Linked DNA regions of Mus musculus: region 2 is linked to region 1. A link is a loop called in an ENCODE intact Hi-C map of the cell type or tissue named here. Cell type or tissue: left cerebral cortex. All regions are shown on one strand. Links, peaks and the distances in the headings refer to the core of each region. The heading gives the core; the rest is flanking DNA. Region 1 has its middle 35 kb from the start of 5330413P13Rik. Region 2 has its middle 70 kb from the start of Gm30986.

Region 1 (2,919 bases), core at 272-2,771:
CTCTTTTCAATTGCTTTAGGCTCACTTCTAATGGAAATCTTTCTTGATATATGTATTTATAGCCCTATTCACCAAGACCCGTCCACCAAACCCTTCCACGCACATATAATTATCCATCTAATTACTGTTACATGGTGTTGTTATCAGCCAGGCTCTGCTGCGCTGCACAGGATGAAGAACACATAAAAGCACGGCCATGAGTAAAGCTCTCACTGTGTTTCTGCAAGCCTGGGAGCTGGGCAGAAAAGACCGTGACTTCTCCTTTGCCACAGGGATGCCTTGTTTCTGTTTGGCCGTGCACTTGGGGACGTCGACGGTTGATGTCCAGAAATTTCAGGAAAGGAAAGGGTGGGCTGTTTTTGGCAAAATGAATTGTTCCTGTCAGTTAGGGCTGCTGGATAACAGATTTCTGCATGGCCGAGAGCAGGAGATCTGAAGTTGTCAATCCAGGCAAGGGGTGAGTGAGATGTGGTGAGCTCCTGCTCTTTTTTTCAGGGATAGACCTTGGGAAGGAGGCTGGGTTCAGAGTAGAAACTCGGTGCCCTGTGGACAAGGTGTTCAGACACCTTAAATAGCCAGATAACTACTGATGGTGCCCATGGCTTCTTAGACACATTCCCAACTGTCCAGCCCTCTGCCTTGGGTGGACTTCCCTCACAAGTTCCCCCAACTACCTGGCATGGCTTAAGCCAGGGGAGCTGTGATAATTCACTATATGCCAACTTGATGGGTGTGCTAGGCATTTGGTCTCACACTGTTCTAGGTGTTTCTATGATGGAACCTGGATGAGGTAAACATCTAAATAGATCAAATAAATCAAACTGCCCTACTAATGTGGGTGGACACCATCAAATTAGTTGTGCATAGAAATTGTGACCTTCATTGAGGTAATAGGAGAGTCCTACTGCCTGATGGCTTTCAGGCTTAGATATCCCAAGCCTTTTCTTGCCTTGGCACTTCATTGGAAATGAAGTAGTAGTAGTTCTTCTGGTCGAGTCTCCTGCCCTTGGGATTGGAACCGCCCCTTTGGATCTCCTAGTCTTTAGTTTGTATTGGGAAGATGGCGTGAATCTGTTCAGTTACAGATATGGAGAAAATGAATCCGTTTTACTCCACAAAGTAGAATTCAAGAGTGTGTGTGTGTGTGTGTGGGGGGGTGGTAAGGGACAATCAGGAGGAGCGCTGGGGACAGAGAGCTGATAGCAACTTGGAAAAAAGCGGGTACATGAAGAACTCAGTCTAGTTTGGACCTCAGACGGACTGCAGTAGGCACGACTTCTGCGGATACCCTTCTTTCTCACACTCCAGCCTCTCTGTTGTGGGCTAAGCCAAGAGTGAACCTACGGATCCCATCCAGGATGCTCGCGCTTTGTGGGAGGAGGATCAGATGCCGCCGCTAGGCGGCGCTCCGACCACGGGTACCAACTGCATAGTGCAAAATGTTCTCAAAGTCCTGTCTAAGGCAGAGCCTGTCAGCTCCGCCTGTTCCCAGTCCTCCTACCCATCGCTGCTCTTCCTGCCTAAGTGGAGGTGTGGTGTTGGAATCTAGATCGCGTGGAACCTTAGGACAGGGCATATCTTTTTACCCTGTTGGAAACCTGGCTGAGGGATTGGTCCTGTTGGATTCCTGAGAGCTAGCAAATATAGACAAAGTTCTCTGTTTGGGTTATACTCTCCCCGCAAGCCCACTTGACAGTGGCCTCCTCCACAGAAAGGCTTACCCACGAGTAGACCCTCTGCACCTCCGCAGATTTTCCCATCTGTCTTGGGAAAACACCGGGTAGAAAACACCAGAGCCCCTGTGGATCAGTGATAGTTTCTCTCCAGACGAACTTTAGAGTCCACGGGCATACAAGAAAGGTAATTAAGGAATCCCTATATTCAGGCCAAAGCTGGCTGCACAAGTAAGTCTGTGTAATGTTGAGTGTTGCGCAGAGCTAGAAACTTAATAGATGAAGAAGGAAAAGGGGAAGGGGCGGGGCAACTAGTGTTCCATACTTCGGTACAGGAAATAATCCTAGCTAGGATCACCCTAGTAATCACCTATAATCCAATCAAAATCAAACGAACTGAGCTGAGTCCAAAGAATCAACCAAATGGTAATTTTGAATGGCAATCAGCTTCTTTAAACAGTGAAGGGCTCCATTCTTCCACGTTCAAAACTATGAAGTTACGGAGTTTGTGGTGTAATATGGAGGGCAAAGAGCAGTAACCTGGAGGCACTGATCTGCCCTTGCCCATATGACCCAGACCGGACAGTTTACCCTCTTACACCCAGGACACTTCCTCCCATCAGAGAGCAAGAGAGCATTTATATCAAGAACGAAGAGTCGAAGAATCGTTGACTGTTTGCCCATTGCATCCGTAGAAACAGGAAATGCCCAGGCAACTCAGTAGCTCCTGAACTGAATCAATCACAGTTGAGTCAGCACTGTTGAGAACATAGCGCCTCTCAAAACCTAAATCTGTCCAGTGCTCCATCAGCAGCCAATGCTGTGCTTTAAATTTAAACAGGAAAGGCAGTGTTTGGGGTCTTTGGGGTTGCTATAACAAAACACCACAACTGTGTAGAACTATAAACAACACACATTCTCTCAATTCTTGAGGCTGGGAGGTCCAAGATGGAGGAAATGGCAGATTCACTGACTGGTTTGAAGGGCTGGCTTGCTGGCTCATAGTCAGGACCTTCTCAGGGTCTGTTCACTTGGTGAAAAAGGCTAAATATCTTGATGGCTTCCCTTTTCTACAGCATTAACACCAGTCAGGAGGACTTTTACCTCCCAACTCCCCTCACAGTTCAAAACTTAACACAAAAAATGTAGGTGTGTGTGTAAGCACAAATGTTTAGGATACACACAGCAGACACTCTCATTAGAACAAGCAAAGTCTAAAGCTCAAAGCATTTTTATTTCTGCTTGA
Region 2 (2,919 bases), core at 328-2,827, 140 kb after region 1:
GATACAGAAATAGAAGAGGAATTACTAGGAGTGGAAAGGTTTATGCCAGAGAGTAGACAGAGAGATGAGAAAAGGGAAGGAAGCTTGGGTAAAATGGTGATGAAGGCCACCCAGAACAAATAATGCATGGGAAAAAACCATAAGAAAATTGAATACTTGACAAGACAATAAAGAAACTTAAATGACTTTGAGTGGAGGTGTGATGTGGGTGGATAAAGTTGTTCCAAAGACAGAGAAATCAAGCTGCTACTGAGCTGAGAGCTTCCTGCTTCTGGCTGGCTTGTAGGGCACCAGAAGGTGCTATAGGCTGCTGGGAAGAACTGTCAATAATCTTACTCTGTTGAGGACCCTGTGTGCAGCAATGCCTGCTAACTAGACAGGGTCCACTGACTGGGCCATACTGGTAAGGCCATTATGGGATAATCAACTATTTTCTGGTTGGCTTTATGACCTACTCCGTGTAAGAAAATTCACATCTGGTAGTATAAACCCAGTCAAAAGGCCATGGTTGGTGGGTCATAGGCTCCAGTTGGGAGCCTGATGCTGTGTTTTTCCAAGTAGACATTATATGGCCTTCTAAATGATACTACCTTCTAAATAGCTATAATAATGCCCATAGATTGACATTGTTCTCAGCTTTGGTCAGAGACATTAACTAGAAATGCTTATAAATAGTAAGTGTGATGAGAATGAGTGATCTCATCGGTAAGTGGGACATCGATATCACTCCCTCGATGTCTCAGAAAGTGTTACTGAAGAAGTGGCCAAAGTGTATAAGAGCCGGAAGAATGGCAGAAGTGCAGGCTGTGGTATACTGACTTTCCAGCATGATAGGTCTGTTGCACTCTTAATCTCAGGACAACTGTGGTTATGTGAACAGAACTGAGTCAGTCATTCTGTTATGGAGGGAATTGGGGTTCATGACTCCCCACCTTTCTCTGAGTATTCTCAGTTAATGGTTAATAGGGGAGGGAGAGACATTTTCTGCAGGGATGTAGTCATTGGCAAGGTGCCTGAGTTCCCGAAAACATCCATTAGCCAAGCTCCTGTTAATAAGCCCAATGAAACCATCTCTTCTCTCTCTCTCTCTCTCTCTCTCTCTTACACACACACACACACACACACACACACACAAACACAATGAGAAAGTAAAACCAGGGCAAGTTGATAAGAGAAAAAGAATCAATGAGAGAGAGAGAGAGGGGGGGGGGGTAAATATAATTGAAACACATTATGCATATTTGTGAAAATGTCATAATGAAACCCATTACAATGGAGAATTATATGTTAAGGAAAAGCAGTTAGAAAGAAGGGAAGCCATTTCTGAACTCATAACAGAACTTGCAACCTAACTCAACCACCCATGGGTGGTGCCAGAACTCTGTCTATATAACAAGGTTTCTAGGGTAGATGTTTTGGCTTGAGGACCATTGCCCTCGTGTTGGATGTAAAGCTACAAAGCAAATGAGTTCAAGTGTTTTGAGGGCTCCTTGAAATGTACACATTTTATAGAGTACACCAATTAAAGGTATTGATTTCATAATGTCTTTCACAATAACCTCAAAAAAATATATTTTGGGATAACTCTTATAAAGCAAGTATAAAACTTTGTCTTGGGTAGGGTTTCTATTGCTGCTAAGAGATGCCATGATCACAGCAATTATTACAAAGGAAGCCATTTAACTGGGGCTGGCTTACACTTCCAGAGGTTTAGTCCATTATCCTTGAGGTGGGAAGCATGGCAGCATGCAGGTAGACATGGTGCTGGAGTTAGAGCTGAGAGTTCTATCTTGACCCACTGGCAGCAGGAAGAGAATGCCACTGAGCCTGGACTTGAGCTTCTGTGACCTCAAAGCCCACCTCCTAGAGATGCACTTTCTCCAGCAAGACCACACCTCCTAATGGTGCCACTCCTTATGGTTCAAGTATTCATGCACATGAGTCTTTGGGGGCCATACCTATTCGAACCCCCACAGATCTGTATAATAAAAACTTAAAGACATTGAAGAAAGAACTTGAAGATATCAGAAGATGGAATCATCTTCCATGATCATGAATCATTAGGATTAATACTATGAAAATAGCCATCCTATCAAAAGCAATATACAGATTCAATGAAGTCCTCATCAAAATTCCAGCACAATTTTTCACAGATGGGAAACAATGATCAGAATATGCTACATAAAAATATTTTCAATATAATACAGCTATTATTTTTCAGCTCAATAGCTAGCTCAGTCCATATCCTTTAAGTTAGAAACATCTTAAAGTATGGTACCATGTTGCCTAGCATCCTCGTACTGTAACAAAGACCTAAGAGAATCCCCTTACTGAAGGGCTTGTTTTCAGCACCATTTTAGGGGGGTTGCCCATGATTAATGGCCCTATGGCTTTGGCACAATGTGTGGCAGAACAAAAACATTTTCCCGTGGTCTGGAAGCAGATGAGAAAAGGGGGAGTGAGGCCACACTATCCACAGAGACATGAGGACAGAGACACAGCTGCAGGCCACCGCCCCTGGCAGACAGAGAAATCCCTTTAACACCTTCAGAGATCTCAGTTCAGGCCAGAGCCAGATTCATGGATCTGACACTGAAAAGAATTTCAGGACCACCAGGTACAAGAAAGCAGATCGAAGATGTATGAGATGTTAATGATAGTGAGAGAGAGAAAGGCATGCAAGTCAAGAAAAGGGGTACCCCAGAGCATCAACGTGGTCTCCTCATAGCCTCACAGAGAATTAGGTAGGCCCAAGTATGGGCATAGACTTGGGAAAGGAGGGTTGCAGAGAATGAGACACACCAAGTGTGTGTCTGAGCTGCTCAAATGAGAATCACAATTAATAGTTTACAGAGCATTAGCCACATATACCATTTTAGTGGCTCTCAAGTTATAGCTCAGCAGGTTGCTAAGAAACTC

Evidence for each region. Hi-C counts contacts between places; a loop is a spot of excess contacts. Peaks named below come from ENCODE experiments on the same cell type or tissue, not always from the same donor. Only the 100,000 strongest peaks of a DNase experiment are listed, where the experiment ranks them.
Region 2: it touches region 1 in a loop (5-fold over the local background); 3 of 42 quality-filtered maps call a loop at or near these places.

What each region holds. Positions count from the first base shown.
Region 1 is chr2:131,811,433-131,814,351 of GRCm38, reverse strand. No RefSeq gene overlaps it. Among named protein-coding and RNA genes, the nearest start is that of 5330413P13Rik, 35 kb to the left of the region's middle. In left cerebral cortex, for the core only: a CTCF peak has its summit at 1,412; a DNase peak (open chromatin) is centred at 1,422.
Region 2 is chr2:131,668,412-131,671,330 of GRCm38, reverse strand. No RefSeq gene overlaps it. Among named protein-coding and RNA genes, the nearest start is that of Gm30986, 70 kb to the left of the region's middle. In left cerebral cortex, for the core only: a CTCF peak has its summit at 1,377; a DNase peak (open chromatin) is centred at 1,380; H3K27ac peaks cover 1,302 bases.